Linked DNA regions of Homo sapiens: region 1 is linked to region 2. A link is an interaction called in ENCODE POLR2A ChIA-PET data of the cell type or tissue named here. Cell type or tissue: PC-9. All regions are shown on one strand. Links, peaks and the distances in the headings refer to the core of each region. The heading gives the core; the rest is flanking DNA.

The links. ChIA-PET counts read pairs that join two places held together with the same protein. Peaks named below come from ENCODE experiments on the same cell type or tissue, not always from the same donor. Only the 100,000 strongest peaks of a DNase experiment are listed, where the experiment ranks them.
Region 1: POLR2A ChIA-PET joins it to region 2 with 11 read pairs; 13 of 35 experiments call an interaction of 5 or more read pairs at or near these places.

The regions. Positions count from the first base shown.
Region 1 is chr6:31,853,042-31,862,182 of GRCh38, forward strand. NEU1 (neuraminidase 1) reads right to left here. Exons shown (of 6, transcript NM_000434.4): 2 at 8,958-9,141; 3 at 8,147-8,409; 4 at 7,398-7,580; 5 at 7,001-7,223; 6 at 4,618-6,904. The coding sequence ends at 6,678. Among named protein-coding and RNA genes, the nearest start is that of NEU1, 5.2 kb to the right of the region's middle. In PC-9, for the core only: no CTCF peak of the experiment used is centred there; no DNase peak of the experiment used is centred there; H3K4me3 peaks cover 345 bases.
Region 2 is chr6:31,936,151-31,946,878 of GRCh38, forward strand. C2 (complement C2) reads left to right here. Exons shown (of 18, transcript NM_000063.6): 8 at 1,169-1,309; 9 at 3,081-3,170; 10 at 6,809-6,949; 11 at 7,075-7,169; 12 at 7,266-7,377; 13 at 7,494-7,659; 14 at 7,767-7,843; 15 at 7,985-8,076; 16 at 8,577-8,703; 17 at 8,830-8,879; 18 at 9,028-9,522. The coding sequence ends at 9,207. It overlaps C2-AS1 (C2 antisense RNA 1), which reads right to left and starts at 5,574. Exons shown (of 3, transcript NR_104191.1): 1 at 5,035-5,574. CFB (complement factor B) reads left to right here and starts at 9,945. Exons shown (of 18, transcript NM_001710.6): 1 at 9,945-10,135; 2 at 10,223-10,456. The coding sequence starts at 10,072. In PC-9, for the core only: no CTCF peak of the experiment used is centred there; DNase peaks (open chromatin) are centred at 4,221 and 5,621; H3K27ac peaks cover 308 bases.

The DNA.
Region 1 (9,141 bases), core at 1,142-9,141, 83 kb before region 2:
GTAACACTCCCCGTGAGGGTCTGCGGCCTCATTCTTTAAATCAATGAGACCAAGAACCCACCAATTGTGAACACAGAACAATGTTGAAATTCTAAGTTTCCATAAACTTTCTGTTTATATAAGCGATTCCAAACTTCTACACTTTTGGAACATAGACTAATATTCTTTGGAATCTTCAGCTCTAGACGGGCCACTTCCTCAACATTTGCAGTTGGATAAACTCTTTTTTTTTTTTTTTTTTTTTTTTAAATTTATTTTTTTATTGATAATTCTTGGGTGTTTCTCACAGAGGGGGATTTGGCAGGGTCATGGGACAATAGTGGAGGGAAGGTCAGCAGATAAACAAGTGAACAAAGGTCTCTGGTTTTCCTAGGCAGAGGACCCTGCGGCCTTCCGCAGTGTTTGTGTCCCTGATTACTTGAGATTAGGGATTGGTGATGACTCCCAACGAGCACCCTGCCTTCAAGCATCTGTTTAACAAAGCACATCTTGCACCGCCCTTAATCCATTTAACCCTGAGTGGACACAGCACATGTTTCAGAGAGCACAGGGTTGGGGGTAAGGTCACAGATCAACAGGATCCCAAGGCAGAGGAATTTTTCTTAGTGCAGAACAAAATGAAAAGTCTCCCATGTCTACTTCTTTCTACACAGACACGGCAACCATCCGATTTCTCAATCTTTTCCCCACCTTTCCTGCCTTTCTATTCCACAAAGCCGCCATTGTCATCCTGGCCCGTTCTCAATGAGCTGTTGGGCACACCTCCCAGACGGGGTGGTGGCCGCGCAGAGGGGCTCCTCACTTCCCAGTAGGGGCGGCCGGGCAGAGGCGCCCCTCACCTCCCGGACGGGGCGGCTGGCCGGGCGGGGGGGCTGACCCCCCCCACCTCCCTCCCGGACGGGGCGGCTGGCCGGGCGGGGGGCTGACACCCCCACCTCCCTCCCGGACGGGGCGGCTGGCCGGGCAGAGGGGCTCCTCACTTCCCAGTAGGGGCGGCCGGGCAGAGGCGCCCCTCACCTCCCAGACGGGGCGGCTGGCCGGGCGGAGGGCTGACCCCCCCACCTCCCTCCCGGACAGGGCGGCTGGCCAGGCGGGGGGCTGACCCCCCCACCTCCCTCCCGGACCGGGCGGCTGGCCGGGTGGGGGGGCTGACCCCCCCATCTCCCTCCCGGACGGGGTGGCTGGCCGGGCTGAGGGGCTCCTCACTTCCCAGTAGGGGTGGCCGGGCAGAGGCACCCCTCACCTCCCGGACGGGGCGGCTGGCCGGGCGGGGGGCTGACCCCCCCACCTCCCTCCCGGACGGCACGGCTGGCCAGGTGGGGGGCTGACCCCCCCACCTCCCTCCCGGATGGCACGGCTGGCCGGTCGGGGGGGCTGACCCCCCACCTCCCTCCCAGATGGGGCGGCTGGCCGGGCGGGGGGTTGACCCCCCCCACCTCCCTCCCGGACGGGGTGGCTGCCGGGCGGAGATGCTCCTCACTTCCCAGATGGGGTGGCTGCGGGGCGGAGAGGCTCCTCACTTCTCAGACGGGGCAGTTGCCGGGCGGAGGGGCTCCTCACTTCTCAGACGGGGTGGTTGCCAGGCAGAGGGTCTCCTCACTTCTCAGACGGGGCGGCCGGGCAGAGACGCTCCTCACCTCCCAGACGGGGTCTCGGCCAGGCAGAGGCACTCCTCACATCCCAGATGGGGCGGCGGGGCAGAGGCGCTCCCCACATCTCAGACGATGGGCGGCCGGGCAGAGACGCTCCTCACTTCCTAGATGTGATGGCGGCTGGGAAGAGGCGCTCCTCACTTCCTAGATGGGATGGCGGCCGGGCGGAGACGCTCCTCACTTTCCAGACTGGGCAGCCAGGCAGAGGGGCTCCTCACATCCCAGACGATGGGCGGCCAGGCAGAGACGCTCCTCACTTCCCAGACGGGGTGGCGGCCGGGCAGAGGCTGCAATCTCGGCACTTTGGGAGGCCAAGGCAGGCGGCTGGGAGGTGTAGGTTGTAGTGAGCCGAGATCACGCCACTGCACTCCAGCCTGGGCACCATTGAGCACTGAGTGAACGAGACTCCGTCTGCAATCCCGGCACCTCGGGAGGCTGAGGTTGGCGGGATCACTCGCGGTTAGGGGCTGGAGACCTGCCCGGCCAACACAGCGAAACCCCGTCTCCACCAAAACCAGTCAGGCATGGCGGCGCGTGCCTGCAATGGCAGGCACTGGGCAGGCTGAGGCAGGAGAATCAGGCAGGGAGGTTGCAGTGAGCCGAGATGGCAGCAGTACAGTCCAGCTTCGGCTCCGCATGAGAGGGAGACCGTGGGGAGAGGGAGACAGAGGGAGAGGGAGGGAGAGCCGGTGGATAAACTCTTTAAACTAGATTCTAAGCCTGGTACAGTGGTATGTGCCTGCAGTCCCAACTCTATCTACTCTAGGAGGCTGAGGCAGGAGGATCCCTTGAACTTCAGTCTGAATCTAACCTGGGCAACATGGCAAGACTCCATCTGTAAAAAGCAACAACACTAGATTCTCAGCTTTTGTTCGTTTGTTTAAGACAGTCTCGCTGTGTCTCCCAGACTGGAATGCAATGGTATGATCTTGGCCCACTGTAACCTCTCGCTCCCGGGTTCAAGCGATTCTCCTTCCTCAGTCTCCTGAATAGCTGGGACTACAGGCGCGACCCACAACACCCAGCTAATTTTTGTATTTTTGGTAGAGACGGGGTTTCGTCATGTTGACCAGGATGGTCTTGAACTCCTGACTTCAGGTGATTCGCTTGCCTCTGCCTCCCAAAGTGCTGGGATTATAGGTGTGAGCCACAGCGCCTGGCCTAGATTCTGAACTTTTTAATTATTATTTTTTAGATTGATAACACTTACCCCGATTTTTTTTTTTTTGAGGGAGAGTCTCGCTCCATAGCCCAGGCTGGAGTGCAGTGGCATGATTTCAACTCACTGCAATCTCCGTCTCCCAGGTTCAAGCGATTCTCCTGCCTTAGTCTCCTGAGTAGCTGGGATTGTAGGTGCCTGCCACAATGCCTGGCTAATTTTTTGAATTTTTAGTAGAGACAGTGTTTCACCATGTTGGCCAGACTGGTCTTGAACTCCTGACCTCAAGTGATCCCCCTTCCTCAGCCTCCCAAAGTGCTAGGATTACAGGCGTGAGCCACCGTGCCCAGCCAACTTGCCCCAATTTTTAAATAACTTATTTTATTTTATTTTTTAAATATTTCCTTGGCCGGGTGGGGTGGCTCACACCTGTAATCCCGGCACTTTGGGAGGCCGAGGCGGGAGTATTGCCTGAGGTCAGGAGTTCGAGACCAGTCTGGCCAACATGGTGAAACCGGGTCTCTACTAAAAATACCAAAAAATTAGCCGAGCGTGGTGGCAGGCGCCTGTAATCCCAGCTACTTAGGAGGCTGAGGCAGGGGAATTGCTTGAACCAGCGAGGCAGAGGTTGCGGGGAGCCAAGATTGCGCCACTGCACTCCAGCCTGGGCAACAGAGCAAGACTCCGTCTCAAAAAAAAAAAAAAAATTTCCTCACAGAGTAGAGCTAACTCATAAGCAGTGTGCCCAGAGTCGGCCCACTTTGTCCCATTAGTACAAACAAGCTCTTTCCCCTTTCAGTCTCCTGCCACTTGTCCCAATCTTTCCTGTGTATTTTTTTTTTTTTTAAGATGAAGTCTTGCTCTGTCGCCCAGGCTGGAGGGCAGTGGCATAATCTCGGCTCACTGCAACCTCTGCCTCCCAGGTTCAAGTGAGTCTCCTGCCTCAGGCTCCCGAGTAGCTGGGACTACAGGCGTGTGCCACCACATATGGCTAATATTTGTATTTTTAGTAGAGATGGGGTTTTACCATGTTGGCCAGGCTGGTCTAGAACCCCTGACCTTGTGATCCGCCCACCTCGGCCTCCCAAAGTGCTGGGATTACAGGCGTGAGCCACTGCACCTGACCCTTCCCTGTGTATTAAAAGAAAAAAAAAAAGCTGGAAAAAAAAGGTTCTTTAACTATTTCTGCAACTTTGACATACATATAATTCATTTTAGCTGGACACTTGCACTTGTTTAAAAGTTCTGACCCTGGTTTTCAAACTTAAACGTATTACGAATCACCCAGAAGGCTTGTTAATGCCTGGTGGCTCCAACACCAGAGCTTCAGATTCCATGGGTCTGTAAAGAGTGAGGGAGGGAAGGTCAAGCTTTTTTTCTTTCTTGAAGGTTTTTTGTTTTGGTTTGGTTTTTTGGAGATGAGGTCTCACTCTGTCACCTAGGTTGGTGTGCAGTGGTGCAATCATAGCTCACTACTGCCTCGAACTCCTGGGGTCAAAGAGATCAAGCCATCCTCCCATGTAGCTAGGACTATAGGTGTGCGTTACCATGCTTGGCTAATTTTTAAATTTTTTAGACATGGGGTATTGCCATGTTGCCCAGGATGCCCTTTAATTTGATCATCCTGCCTTGGTCTCCCGAAGTGCTAGCATTACAGATCTGAGCCACCACACCTAGCCAGGAAGGTAGTGTCTGTCTCTCAAGCCTCCCAGCACTTCTGTTTCTAACAGGTAGTAGTTCATGGGTCAGACATTCATAGTGTCCTTTCCTTTTTGTCTTCCACTATTTCTTTTTCTTTTTTTTTTTGAGCAAGGGCTCTCCCACTTACCTGCAGGCTGAACAGATTCTTTTCATAAGCATCTGCCTGGGGAATATTTTCTTACATAATTTGCCATAGGAAGTGCTCACTTCTCTGTCAGGCTAGCTGGGACAGGATTCCCATCTGCATTTCACACACTTGCACCCTATTTCATGGAGGATGGTATCCTACCCCATGTTAGAAATATAAAACAGCGTGGATTTTTTTTTTTTCAGACGGAGTCTCACTCTGTTGCCGAGGCTGGTGTGCAGTGCTGTGATCTCAGCTCACTGCAAACTCCGCCTCCTGGTTCAAGTGATTCTCCTGCCTCAGCCACCTGAGTAGCTGGGACTATAAGTGTAAGCCAACACGCCTGGCTAGTTTTTGTATTTTTAGTAGAGATGGGATTTCACCATATTGGCCAGGCTGGTCTCGAACTCCTGACCTTGTGATCCGCCCACCTTGGCCTCCCAAAGTGCTGGGATTATATGTGTGAGCCACCACGCTTGGCCAAGTGTGGATTTTAAAATATCTTACAGGCTGGGTGCAGGGGCTCAAGCCTGTAATCCCAGCACTTTGAGAGAACATGGCCGGCAGATTGCTTGAGCTCAGCAGTTTGAGACCAACCTAGGCAATATAGTGAGACTTTGTCTCTACTAAAAATTAAAAAAATCAGCCCGCCGGCACCATGGCTCATGCTTGTAATCACAACACTTTGGGAGGCCGAGGCGGGTGGATCACCTGAGGCCAGGAGTTTGAGACCAGCCTGGCCAACATGGTGAAACTCCGTCTCTACTAAAAATACAAAAATTAGCCGGGTGTGGTGGTGGGCACCTGTAATCCCAGCTATTCGGGAAGCTGAGGCAGAAGAATCGCTTGAACCTGGGAGGCAGAGGTTGCAGTGAGCCGAGATCGCACCACTGCACTCTAGCCTGGGTGCCAGAGCAAGACTCCATCTCAAAAAAAAAAAAATTAAATTAAAAAATAAATAAATAAAAAATAAAAAATATCTTATGGCACTCCCTTCATACTCATTACACCTGTGAAGATCAACCTGTTTCTCGGTGATAAGAAGGAATGTAGGCTGGGTGCGGTGGCTCATAGCTGTAACCTCAGCACTTTGGGAAGCTGAGGCATGAGGATTGCTTAAGCACAGGAGTTCCATACCAGCCTGGGCAACATAGCGCAACCTTGTCTCTACTGAAAATAAAAATTAAAAAAATTAACCAGGCATGGTGTCACTGACCTGTAGTCCCAACTACTCCGGAGGCTGAGACGTGAGGATCACTTGAGCCCAGGAGGTTGAGGCTTCAGTGAGCCGTGATTGTGCAACTGCACTCCAGCCTGGGTGACAGAGCGAGCCCTGTCTCAAAAAAAGCAACAACAAAAAAAGAGGGCATGTCAAAAGGAAAAGAGGATTTGATTTGCCAAAGTCAGATTTTCACAGGCAGTACGCACATCAGGTCTCTCCCCAGAACTCACCCAGGCTCACAAGGATACATGAGGAAAACAGACACGAAGATGTGCATTGACAGAACCATAGAGACTCTACAAATATTCATTATCCTTCATTAAAAATTTTAAGTTACAAACATTTTGATTGATAGTCAGTCATGGTGGTGCACCTAGTCCTTACTCTGAAACCAAATATCCTGCCATCTGGGGACTTTCACCAGCCCTGTCGGTTATCTTACCGCAACACCAAAGAGGAGGCTCAGCCTTCCCCAGTTCCCTGAGTTCACATTGATTCAATTCTACAGCTCACTAGACCTGCCCAAGACAGGACCAATCAATGTCCCGGGAGGGCAGAGAGGGTGGTGGGGCCACACTTAGCCATATGGAAAGACAGTATTCTCAGATGAGGGCAGGACTTTTTTGTGGGAGAGGACGCCTAGCTTTCAGTCCTAAAGGAAGTGATTTCCCTGGTAAAGGGAAGGTGATTTTGCCAAGGCTGGAGTCTAAAGGAAGATGGAACTGTCTTTCAGGCGTCTCCAGCAGACCCTCTACAGACCCGTGTTCCTGAAGGCAGAGTCCTGAAGGCAGAATACCCCTGTGGCAGTGGCACAGCTCAGAGTGTCCCATAGACACTGATTTTGGCCACGGAGATGCTCTCTGTGTAGTGGTTCCGGCCTTTCTCATACAGGACGTAGAGCTGGGGGGCCTGCTCCTCTCCATCCATGCTGCCCTCCAGGGTTGCCAGGGATGAATAGCCACTGGGGCCTGGCCATAGCTGGACTGTCTCTTTCCGCCATGAGGTACCATTGCTGAAGCTCCATCGCAGGGTCAGGTTCACTCCTGGGGAGAGCAGGAGAGTCAGGGAGAGAGGGTCTCTGCCCAGGCCTTGTCTAGACACAGGGCTCTCCCTGCTGACCCCACCCATGAGGCACTCACGGAACTCTGGATGTGCTGGGTTGGAGAAGAAGACAATGCCGGAGCTGGTGACTACAGCTCCTGCAGCTACCACAGGGTCCACGAGCTCAGGGTCGAAGGTCACATCACGGGGCCTTAGTGTATCACAGGCATCATAGCTGCGGAGGACAATTCGGCAGTGGCAGTGGTAGTTGTTCTGGTTTCGGGCATTGATGACGACTGAGCCATCTGGGAGCTCATAGGGCTGAGGGGAGAGGACAGGACCTCAGGGAGGGAACAGGGAAAATGCCCTGTCCCCGAGGGGAGCAAGGGTGTGTGGCACTGAGTGGAGCAGTCAGACCCTGGGTCTGTGCGTGAAATGATGTTCTGGAGGGCAGGGAGGGTCAAATGGGTAGGGAACATCTCATGGACTCCTGACCTGGCATTCATCAGGATTGAAATCATTTTCCTGCTTGGGCTGACCGTAGGGGATGCCGCTGACCCCACTTCCGTAGCGCCAGGAGGCACCATGATCATCGCTGAGGAGACAGAAGACTCCGTCCCGCTCCAGCGTCCCATGGCCACACACGATGAGGCGGCCCTTCCGTGGCTCCCGCTGTTTCTGTGGGAAAGGGAACTGGGTGTCACAGAAGGAGACTCTAGGGGCTCAGAGGCAGGGACAGAGAACCCACCACTTCCCAAATGCAATCACATGTATGGTCCCCTTGAGTTCAGCCCTTGCTCACTGAGGGTTCCAGTCAGATCCCATAAATACACACCCTGTTTGAATTAAGAAGCTCTCCCAGGGTGTACAGCTGGACATGTGCACCAGGGGCCCAGCCACAGGGTGCATGAGAGCTTAAACCCAACCTGTGCTCACTCGCCAAGCTGTGCACCCTGGCACAGGCTTGTGTCTGTCCAAAGAGGCAGTGCCTTTTTCTACTTTGCATGAGGGTATTGCATGGACTAACGCAGTCCTGTTGACAATGCCAAATGGGAAGCCAATGGCAGAGTTCCCTCTTCTCCTGATAATGTGTTCCTACCAGGATGCCCTGTCTTTCAAGGAATCCCACCCAAGCCAGAAAATCTGACTTCAGAGAATCTTCCCCTTGGAAAGGAGTCCATTTGGGGGTATCCCTCAGACTCTCCACAAGGCAGCCCCCTCCACCTATCTCCTAGGACAGAGACCTGAATACCAGAGCCCGGTCCAGGGGCAAACACTTCAGTGCCAATATCCAGGGAGAGATTCCGGGGTGTGCTCCAGGAAACACCATCATCCTTGCTCCATACCAACATGGTAGAGGCCACCTGGCAGCCGGCCTTGTGAGCACAAAGGGAGTAGAAAAGAAATACTACTCCTGTCTCAACATCGCTCACTACTGCCCCAAGGTTCAGCCCATCGGGGACATCCCCATCATTGACAATGAACGCTGTAGGAGACCATGTGCTGCCTGAAAAAAATTGGAGGAAGAAACCCAGAGTGAGCACTCTGCAGGTACCCTTTCTACCACTTCCCGTTAATTTCCCACCTTCTGCTAGGGACCTCAGGCCTTCCGATGGTCCCAGGGTGCAATCCAACACTTGCACTATCTATACCTCTTGTCCTGTTTTATTTTTCTCCATTGCATTTATCACCTTGCAACAGACAAAAAAGTTTACTTGTTTATTATGCTTGTCTGTCTCCTTCCAGTACAATTTAAATCCTGAGGGCAGAGATTTTTGATCTGTTTTGTTCGTGGCTATATTCATGAAACCTAAAATAGTGCCTGGTATAGGTATATAGTACCCAATAAATGTTTGCTAAGTGAATGTCCAACTCCTTGGTGATCCCAATTTCCAGATCACTGTCCTAGACACTTGCCCTTCTCGGGTTCCCTCTACCCCTCAGGGACTCAGGCAACCAACCCTCTAAGTTCCCCTATCCTCAGGGCCCTTGGGCTCATTGGGCTGCCCACCCATCCAACCTAGCACCGGCTCTTTCACCCAGACATCTTTATACCCTGGTCCATGGACCTCCGCAGGGCGATGAACTTGGCCCCCTCATCGGATGAGGACATTTTCCTCGCCTCAGCAAAGGCGAGAAGAGTGCCCCGCGGAGTGGCTGTGATGAGCGGGATGCGGAAGGTGTCCACTGAGCCGATCTGTCTCCCGCTCACCCACAGCAGTTGCTCCATGGTCACCAG
Region 2 (10,728 bases), core at 1,032-9,031:
AGTGAGGCCTCTTGGTGGCACCTGAGTCCCACGAGTCTGGGGTAGTTTCAACGTCCAGGGTTATGGTGGGGGAGTCCAGCTGCCCCCAGCTCATAGCTCATTCTGAGATGCTGCAGGTCCAAAGACACTGTGCAGGTCTTCAATTCCTTCCAGTTGCCAAAACCACACTGTCTGGTTTGCATGGCTGCACACTGCCATCTCCCCATGTCATTAGCCACCCATACACCATGTAAAGTGCCTGGTTGGCACTTAGCAAATGGCTGAAGCCACTCAAGGTTTTGGAAACCTCATCTTTGAATCTTGGGACTTTAGTGTGGTCTTGGATTGGGGTTATGCAATGAACATTTCTTTTTTCTTCTTCTTTTTTTTTTTTTTGAGGTGGAGTCTCGCACTGTCACCCAGGCTTGAGTGCAGTGGCACGATCTTGGCTCACTGCAACCTCTGCCTCCAGGGTTCAGGCAATTCTCCTGCCTCAGCTTCCCGAGTAGCTGAGATTTCGGGCACCTGCCACCATGCCTGGCTAATTTTTTATATTTTTAGTTGAGATGGGGTTTCACTATGTTGGTCAGGCTGGTCTCGTGATCCTGACTTTGTGATCCGCCCACCTCAGCCTCCCAAAGTGCTGGGATTACAGGCGTGAACCACCTTGCCCGGCCCTATGCAATGAACATTTCTAAGGTGGAAAGGCTTTTAAAGTTTGAACAAGCAATGATGCCACATCTCTATCTGAATGGCAAATGTCTGAGTTTATCAAAACAATCGATAAATTGCATTTCCAGGCCGGGTGCAGTGGCTCATGCCTGTAGTAATCCCAGCACTTTGGGAGGCTGAGATGGGCGGATCACTTGAGGTCAGGAAACCAGCTTGGCCAACATGGTGAAACCCCATCTCTACTAAAAATACAAAAAATTAGCTGGGCATGGTGGCTGGCACCTGTAATCCCAGCTACTTGGGAGACTGAGGCATGAGAATCACTTGAACTGGGGAGGTGGAGGTTGCAGTCAGCCAAGATCACGCCACTATACTCTAGCCTGGGTGGCAGAGCGAGACTCTCTCAAAAAAAAAAAAAAAATTGCATTTCCAATAATTGGGGGAATAGAGTGATTCCCTACCCCTAGGTGGTAGGTGGGAAGTTTCTAAGAGAGTCCTTCCTTTTGGCATATTCCAGATCATGAAAATGGAACTGGGACTAACACCTATGCGGCCTTAAACAGTGTCTATCTCATGATGAACAACCAAATGCGACTCCTCGGCATGGAAACGATGGCCTGGCAGGAAATCCGACATGCCATCATCCTTCTGACAGATGGTGGGTATCATGGTCTCTGAGTGTGTCTGGAATAGTGGAAGGGGCACCAATATGGGGTCAGAAGCCCTGAATTCTGATTCTCCCTCTGCCTGCCACTTTGGGCCCCAGTTTTGTTTTTGTTTTTAGAGATGGGGCCTTGCTATGTTGCCCAGCTGATCTCAAACTCCTGGCTTCAAGCAATCCTCCTGCCTCAGCCTCCCAAAGTGCTGGGATTACAGGCATGAGCCACCACACCTGGCCCAGTTTCTTATTTATAAAATAGGGCCAGTGTGGTGGCTTATGCCTGTAGTCCCAGCACTTTGGGAGGCCAAAGCGGGTGGATCACTTGAGGTTAGGAGTTTGAGATCAGACTGGCTAACATGGTGAAACCCCGTCTCTACTAAAAATACAAAACCATTAGCTGGGTGTGGTGGCAGGCGCCTGTAATCCCAGCTACTTGGGAGGCTGAGGCAGGAGAATTGCTTGAACCTGGGAGGCAGAGGTTGCAGTGAGCCAAGATCATGCCACTGCACTCCAGCCTGGGTGACAGACCAAGATCCTACCTTGTCTCAAAATAAAATAAATAAATAAATAGAATTAGTGTTGATGATGATGACCGTAACCACAATGACAGCAATGATGATCATGATGGCTGTCCTCCTTTCCTTACACAATTTTTATGGAAAGCTATTTAAGTTGCCTGTGTGAAAGTGCTCTGTGTTAGCTCTTGTTACCATCTGGGAGGTAACTTGGAGATAGATGAGGAAACGTGGCTCTTGAGCAGGAATGTCGAAGGGCACGGATGCAAGGAACAGTCTGTAGTGGATCTGGCCTTGTCATTTGCCTCTTGCTATTGTCCAAATTACACAGTTCCTCCAGGACTTAGTATATAAAATGAGGATACCCACTCTACCTGGGGTTTCATGAGAATTAAATGAGTTAAAGTATAGGAAGCACCTGGCCTGGTGCCTGGAATGTAGAACATTTCAGTAAAAGTGTGTATATATATATATGTATGTATATATATATATATGTATACATACATATATATATATATATATTTATTTTTTTGAGACAGGGTCTCACTCTATTGCCCAGGCTGGACTACAGTGGTGCGATCTCGGCTCACTGCAACCTCTGCCTCCCAGGCTGAAGCAATTCTCGTGCCTCAGCCTCCAGAGTAGCTGGGACTACAGGCATGTGTCACCATGCCTGGCTAATTTTTATTTTTATTTTTTGAGATGGAGTTTCACTCTTGTTGCCCAGGCTGGAGTGCAATGGCGCGATTTCGGCTCACCGCAACCTCCGCCTCCCAGGTTCAAGCGATTCTCCTGCCTCCTGAGTAGCTGGGATTACAGGCATGTGCCACCACACCCGGCTAATTTTGTATATTTAGTAGAGGTGCGGTTTCTCCATGTTGGTCAAGCTGGTCTCAAACTCCCAACCTCAGGTGATCCACCTGCCTTGGCCTCCCAAAGTGCTGGGATTACAGGCATGAGCCACCATGCCCGGCCACACCTGGCTAATTTTTTGTGGTTTTAGTAGAGACAGGGTTTCACCATGTTGCCCAGGCTGGTCTGGAACTCCTGAGCTCAGGCAATCCGCCTTCTTCGGTCTCCCAAAGTGCTAGGATTACAGGTGTGAGCCACCATGCCCAGCCTAAAAGTATATTTTGAAGCTCTCACAGGCAATGTAAATGTTGAGGTTCCCAGGCTAAATGCTTTCCTACTCTTCCAGGGCCTGGGGAAATCCTGATATTACCTAGAAGAATTCTTTATTCTCTTTGTTCTAGGAAAGTCCAATATGGGTGGCTCTCCCAAGACAGCTGTTGACCATATCAGAGAGATCCTGAACATCAACCAGAAGAGGAATGACTATCTGGGTGAGCCCCTGCCACTGCCACCACATTTGTTCTGCTCCTGCAGAGGTCATGAGATCTTCAGCCAGGGATCCCAGCATCTTAGCTATGGTCCAGAGCCACATGGTTTTATTTCTGCGTTGTTCTGTACAAAGGCAACTCATGTTGAAGAGCCTGGGGTCAAACTACTGCCCATGGTCTCAACCTTACCTTCTTTTTTTTTTTTTTTTTTTTTAAGACAGTGTCTCACTGACACTCAGAGTATATTCCTGGAAAGATGTCCACCCATGCCGGCCCAGAAGCTGGTCCAGAAAGTAACGATGTCCACCATGCCACCATGAAGTGCAGTGGTGCAATCATAGCTTACTGCAGCCTCAAATTCCTGGTTTCAAGTGATCCCCTCAACTCAGCTTCCCAAAGTGGTAGGATTACAGGTATGAGCCACTATGCTCAGCCCGTCTTCACAAATTTTTTAAAATTAATTTTTAAATTTTTTTTGAGACAGAATCTTGCCGTGTTGCCCAGGCTGGAGTGCAGTGACTCGATCTCAACTCACTGCAACCTCCACGTCCTGGCTTCAAATGATTCTCCTGCCTCAGCCTCCAGAGTAGCTGGGATTACAGGTGTGTGCCACCATGCCCGGCTCATTTTTGCATTTTTAATAGAGACAGAGTTTCACCATGTTGGCAGTCTGGTGTCAAACCCCTGGCCTCAAGTGATCCGCCTGCCTTGGTCTCCCAAGGTGCTGGGATTACAGATAGGCGTGAGCCACTGTGCCTGGCCAATTTTTAATTTTTTAATTATTATTTTTAATCAACAGCTTTAGACAGAGAACCTTGGTTTCATCTTCAGTGGGCTGTGGCCATGGGCAGTTTCTTCATCTGCAAAAGGGGAGTAGTACTAGGACCCAGCTCACAAGCTGACAGGGGAAGATGCTCAGACAAACACTGCCTGCCTGGCATAGAAAAATGCCCAGCATATGTTAGCCATGACCACGACCGTCGTCGTTATCATCATCATCATCATCATAGCATCTCATGTTTCAGGAAACTTTCCAGGAAGAAGGGACCTCGATTCCCTCTGGGGAATGTCCCTGGTGGTTGCTCTTTCAGCAGCACAGCTGGCTAACTAAGGCTTTGGCAGTTGCAGCCTCTAAAGGAAAAATTCCTCAGGTTCAGACTAAACACAAATTGCACTGACCTTTGATCAGAAAGTAATTTCAGAGAGAGAGATGCTCAGACAGGGAGGGCAGCTGGTTTTGAGCCCCAACCTTTCATCTTCCCCTTAGCTCCTCTCCTTTCCATTCACACTGCCCCCTCCCCCATCACCTGGCCCTCGGGGGTAAGCTGATTCCTCTTTAAAACTCTGGCCCAAGGAAGACAAAATTTAAAGCCCACTCCCTTCCTCCTTAGCATCACTGGACCAAGGTCAAATGCTACAAAAACATTTTATTGAAAATAAGCAGGAAACCAAACGAAAATAGTCAAAGAAAACGCACAAGGCACGATCGTTGTCTAGCTCCAACTGTAACTGTTTCTATCTGGGCCATTGCCAGATTGCCTCCTGGCTGAAGATCTCTTGGTCCACCTAAGCACCTTGCTTTTTACACACAACGCGGGGCTCTCTGAGAACAAAAATGGGCCACAAGGGGTGCAAAGGCTGGGAGAGGAGTAGACTCTGTGGTCTGTCTGAGGGCAGTTCTGACTGGCACCACAGTCGGAGGACAGGCGCGGCCTGTTGTGTGGGTCCAGGGCCTCCAGTGGGAAAACGTGGCTTTAGGCCCTTCTCCCAGATGCTACCTTTTACAGAGGAAGACCAGATCTGAGGTTTAGTTTCCATGTTGTGTTCTGAGTTCTTTCTATTCATTCAGTCATTTAAAAGTACTTACCAAACTACCACAAACCTGGGTGGCTTAGAACACAGAATTTCTTTTTCTTACAGTTCTGGAGGTTAGAAGTCTGAAATCAAGGTGTTGGCAGGGCCGTGCTTCCTCAGAAGGCTCTTGGGAAGAATTCTTTCCTGCCTTTTCCGGCTGCCGGCAGCTCCAACCTTGGCTTGCGGCAGCATAAACCCATTCTCTGCCTCTGTCTTCAACTCGCCTTCTTTTCTGTGTGTGCCTCTGTGTCATTACATGCTGTTCTCTTATATAGATAGGAGACCCACTACCTGTGTCTTTGTGTCCAAATTCCTTTCTTCTTTTTCTGTTCATTTGTTTGAGACAGAGTCTCGCTCTGTCACCCAGAAGCCCAGGCTGCAGTGCAGTGGCGGGATCCCGGCTCACTGTAACCTCTGCCTCCTGGGTTCAGGTGATTCTCGTGCCTCAGTCTCCCAAGAAGCTGGGATTACAGGCATGTGCCACCATGCCCGGCAAATTTTTGTATTTTTAGTAGAGACATGGTCTCGCCATGTTGGCTAGGCTGGTCTTAAACTCCTGGCCTCAAGGCGATCTGCCTGCCTTCGCCTCAAAAAAACTGCCGGGATTACAGGCATGAGTCACCACCATGCCCAGCCAGTTCACTTTTTTTTTTTTTTTTTTTTTTGAGATGGAGTCTTGCTCTGTTGCCCAGGCTGGAGTGCAGTGGTGCAATCTCGGCTCACTGCAACATCCGCCTCCCGGTTCAAGCGATTCTCCTGCCTCAGCCTCCTGAGTAGCTGGGATTACAGGTGTGTGCCAGCATGTCTGGCTAATTTTTGTATTTTTAGTAGAGACAGGGTTTCACCATGTTGGTCAGGCTGGTCTTGAATTCCTGACCTCGTGATCTGCCCGCCTCAGCCTCCCAGAGTGCTGGGATTACAGGTGTGAGCCACCGTGCCCGGCTCACCTCTTCTTTTTTTTTTTTTGAGACGGGGTTTTGCTCTTGTTGCCCAGGCTGGAGTGCAATGGCGCGATCTTGGCTCACCACAACCACCGCCTCCTGGTGATTACAGGTGTGAGCCACCACGCCTGGCTCTGGCTTACCTCTTCTTATAAGGACCTCAGTCATTGGATTAGAGCTCACCCTAATCTAGTATGACTTAATCTTAACTTGATTACATCTGCAAAGACCCTTTTTCCAAATAAAGTCACAGATACTGGGGATTAGGACTCGAACACATCTTTCTGGGGGACACAATTCCACCATTACAGGGAATAAACAGGATAAGAAAACCATAGAACCCAGCAGGTGGTAGGTGACACAAGCTAAGGGGTGTTGCCATGTTGCCCAGGCTGGTCTCAAACTTCTGGCTTCAAGGGATCCTCCCACCTTGCCTCCCAAAGTGGGGATGAAAGTTTGTCTGGGGCATTGCAGTTTTAGACAGGAAGACCAGGGAAGGCCTCACTGAGAAGGTGACATTTGAGCCAAGACTTAAAAAGGTACGAAAGTGAGCCATGTGGAAGTCTGGGGGGGAGGAGTGAACTAGGCAGAGGCACAGCTGGGCAAAGGGCCTGAGGTGTGACCATGCCTATGGATTTGAGGAACTTCAAAGAGGCTGTGTGCTGCAGGAGAGTGAAGGGCAGGGAGTGGCAGGAAATGAAGGCAGACAGGTAGCAGTGGGGAGGACGCAGGGGTCCAGCTCATGTAGGTCTTGATTGGACACAGTGAGTTTCAGATGACAGCCTCCTGTCTCATGGGGTAGCCCCAAAGCCACAGGAGTCTGGTGATTTCCCTCTTCCCCACCAGACATCTATGCCATCGGGGTGGGCAAGCTGGATGTGGACTGGAGAGAACTGAATGAGCTAGGGTCCAAGAAGGATGGTGAGAGGCATGCCTTCATTCTGCAGGACACAAAGGCTCTGCACCAGGTCTTTGAACATATGCTGGGTGAGTGAGCTTTGCCCTCCTTGGTGTGGGGAGGATGGTGAGGAGCCCGCCAGAGGCCCGTGTTGGGAACCTGGACACAGTGCCCCTCACTTGCCTCCTTCCCCATCTGATCCTCACACCCACAGATGTCTCCAAGCTCACAGACACCATCTGCGGGGTGGGGAACATGTCAGCAAACGCCTCTGACCAGGAGAGGACACCCTGGCATGTCACTATTAAGGTACCAGGAAGGAGGGGCAGGGCTTGGATTCCAGAGGTAAAAGCGGCCATGGGCCAGACATACTGCAATCTCTGAAAATCACCTGTTCCCCTGCAGCCCAAGAGCCAAGAGACCTGCCGGGGGGCCCTCATCTCCGACCAATGGGTCCTGACAGCAGCTCATTGCTTCCGCGATGGCAACGACCACTCCCTGTGGAGGGTCAATGTGGGTAAGGCAGGGGATGCACCAGCCTCCTGATCCTGAAGCCACAGATCCTACCACCTCACCCAGCCTCTGGCCCCTGCAGGAGCCCTGGTCTAGCCTAATCTAGTGTATCATTTCCAGGAGACCCCAAATCCCAGTGGGGCAAAGAATTCCTTATTGAGAAGGCGGTGATCTCCCCAGGGTTTGATGTCTTTGCCAAAAAGAACCAGGGAATCCTGGAGTTCTATGGTGATGACATAGCTCTGCTGAAGCTGGCCCAGAAAGTAAAGATGTCCACCCATGCCAGGTGCCTGGAGTCTGGGATGGGAGGGTGCCCTGCAGGGAAGAGTGCTCTGGAGATCCCTGGAAGAGATACTGGGGACAGGCTGGTGTGACCCTTGCTCTTCTCCCCAGGCCCATCTGCCTTCCCTGCACGATGGAGGCCAATCTGGCTCTGCGGAGACCTCAAGGCAGCACCTGTAGGGACCATGGTGAGTGCTGGGACTTATGGTGCTTGAGAGCTGGGGCCGGGGTTTGGGGGTGATAACAAGGACTAGGCTGCAGTCCCCAAGCCAGGAACCTGGATTCTGGGTAAAAGGACCAGCACCAACATCCCCTTCTCTTGACTATAGAGAATGAACTGCTGAACAAACAGAGTGTTCCTGCTCATTTTGTCGCCTTGAATGGGAGCAAACTGAACATTAACCTTAAGATGGGAGTGGAGGTGAGGGTCTCAGGTTGGGGATGCTGGGATCCCCCTGTGACAGCTCCCAGAATGTCTCTCTTCCTTCTCCAGGTCTGGCTGCTTTCTCTCTCTGACGCGGGTCACCCCTCCTCCCAAGCCTCACAAACCTGCTAGGTGTCCCTGGGTCTGCTTATTCTTTTTTTGTTGTTATTGAGATGGAGTCTTGCTCTGTCTCCCAGGCTGGAGTGCAGTGGCACGACCTCAGCTCACTGCAACTTCTGCCTCCTGGGTTCAAGCGATTCTCCTACTTCAGCCTCCCGAGTAGCTGAGATTACAGGTGCCCACCACCACACCAGCTAATTTTTGTATTTTTAGTAGAGACGGGATTTCGCCATGTTGGCCAGGATGGTCTTGAACTCCTGACCTCAAGTGATCTGCCTGCCTCAACCTCCCAAAGTGCTGAGATTACAGGCGTGAGCCACTGCACCCACCCGGGTCTGCTTATTCTACCCTTCTCTCTGGTTCCACCCCTGCTGCAGTGGACAAGCTGTGCCGAGGTTGTCTCCCAAGAAAAAACCATGTTCCCCAACTTGACAGATGTCAGGGAGGTGGTGACAGACCAGTTCCTATGCAGTGGGACCCAGGAGGATGAGAGTCCCTGCAAGGGTGAGTCCCTCACCATGCCTGGATTCCCAAGGGGAAGGCCACCTGTGTCTCTGTGGCCAGCATGCATGCCAGAACACCAGTCCACTGCCCTAGATGACACTGTCTCCTGTCACCCTTTGCTGGCAGGAGAATCTGGGGGAGCAGTTTTCCTTGAGCGGAGATTCAGGTTTTTTCAGGTGAGAAGGTAGAAGCTTGCAGGACCCAGGGGTTACAGGATCTCAGCCTTGTTGGGGGGATGAGGGAGGCCTTTGAGGGATCTAGGGAGGTTGGGGCTTACAGTTGGGGCTGTGGCAGCCTCCCAGCCAGTTCTCTCCTTTTCTCCAGGTGGGTCTGGTGAGCTGGGGTCTTTACAACCCCTGCCTTGGCTCTGCTGACAAAAACTCCCGCAAAAGGGCCCCTCGTAGCAAGGTCCCGCCGCCACGAGACTTTCACATCAATCTCTTCCGCATGCAGCCCTGGCTGAGGCAGCACCTGGGGGATGTCCTGAATTTTTTACCCCTCTAGCCATGGCCACTGAGCCCTCTGCTGCCCTGCCAGAATCTGCCGCCCCTCCATCTTCTACCTCTGAATGGCCACCCTTAGACCCTGTGATCCATCCTCTCTCCTAGCTGAGTAAATCCGGGTCTCTAGGATGCCAGAGGCAGCGCACACAAGCTGGGAAATCCTCAGGGCTCCTACCAGCAGGACTGCCTCGCTGCCCCACCTCCCGCTCCTTGGCCTGTCCCCAGATTCCTTCCCTGGTTGACTTGACTCATGCTTGTTTCACTTTCACATGGAATTTCCCAGTTATGAAATTAATAAAAATCAATGGTTTCCACATCTCTCAGTGCCTCTATCTGGAGGCCAGGTAGGGCTGGCCTTGGGGGAGGGGGAGGCCAGAATGACTCCAAGAGCTACAGGAAGGCAGGTCAGAGACCCCACTGGACAAACAGTGGCTGGACTCTGCACCATAACACACAATCAACAGGGGAGTGAGCTGGATCCTTATTTCTGGTCCCTAAGTGGGTGGTTTGGGCTTACTGGGGAGGAGCTAAGGCCGGAGAGGAGGTACTGAAGGGGAGAGTCCTGGACCTTTGGCAGCAAAGGGTGGGACTTCTGCAGTTTCTGTTTCCTTGACTGGCAGCTCAGCGGGGCCCTCCCGCTTGGATGTTCCGGGAAAGTGATGTGGGTAGGACAGGCGGGGCGAGCCGCAGGTGCCAGAACACAGATTGTATAAAAGGCTGGGGGCTGGTGGGGAGCAGGGGAAGGGAATGTGACCAGGTCTAGGTCTGGAGTTTCAGCTTGGACACTGAGCCAAGCAGACAAGCAAAGCAAGCCAGGACACACCATCCTGCCCCAGGCCCAGCTTCTCTCCTGCCTTCCAACGCCATGGGGAGCAATCTCAGCCCCCAACTCTGCCTGATGCCCTTTATCTTGGGCCTCTTGTCTGGAGGTAAGCGAGGGTAACCTTCCCTTCCTGCTGTCTCCAGCATCCCTCCTTGGCCTTTTGGGGCCAGGCTTCATCAGCCTTTCTCTTCAGGTGTGACCACCACTCCATGGTCTTTGGCCCGGCCCCAGGGATCCTGCTCTCTGGAGGGGGTAGAGATCAAAGGCGGCTCCTTCCGACTTCTCCAAGAGGGCCAGGCACTGGAGTACGTGTGTCCTTCTGGCTTCTACCCGTACCCTGTGCAGACACGTACCTGCAGATCTACGGGGTCCTGGAGCACCCTGAAGACTCAAGACCAAAAGACTGTCAGGAAGGCAGAGTGCAGAGGTTTGAGGGCAATGAGTGTGGGCAGTGGCCTAAGGCAGAAACAGGGCAGGCGGCAGCAAGGTCAGGACTAGGATGAGACTAGGCAGGGTGACAAGGTGGGCTGACCGGGAGTAGGAGCAGTTTTAGGGTGGCAGGCGGAAAGGGGGCAAGAAAAAGCGGAGTTAACCCTTACTAAGCATTTACCCTGGGCTTCCAGGCAGCCCTGGAAGTCAAGAGAACACTCAGAAATGGGGAGGGAGAAGCAGTGGAAATCCATATGGGTTGAGGAGTAG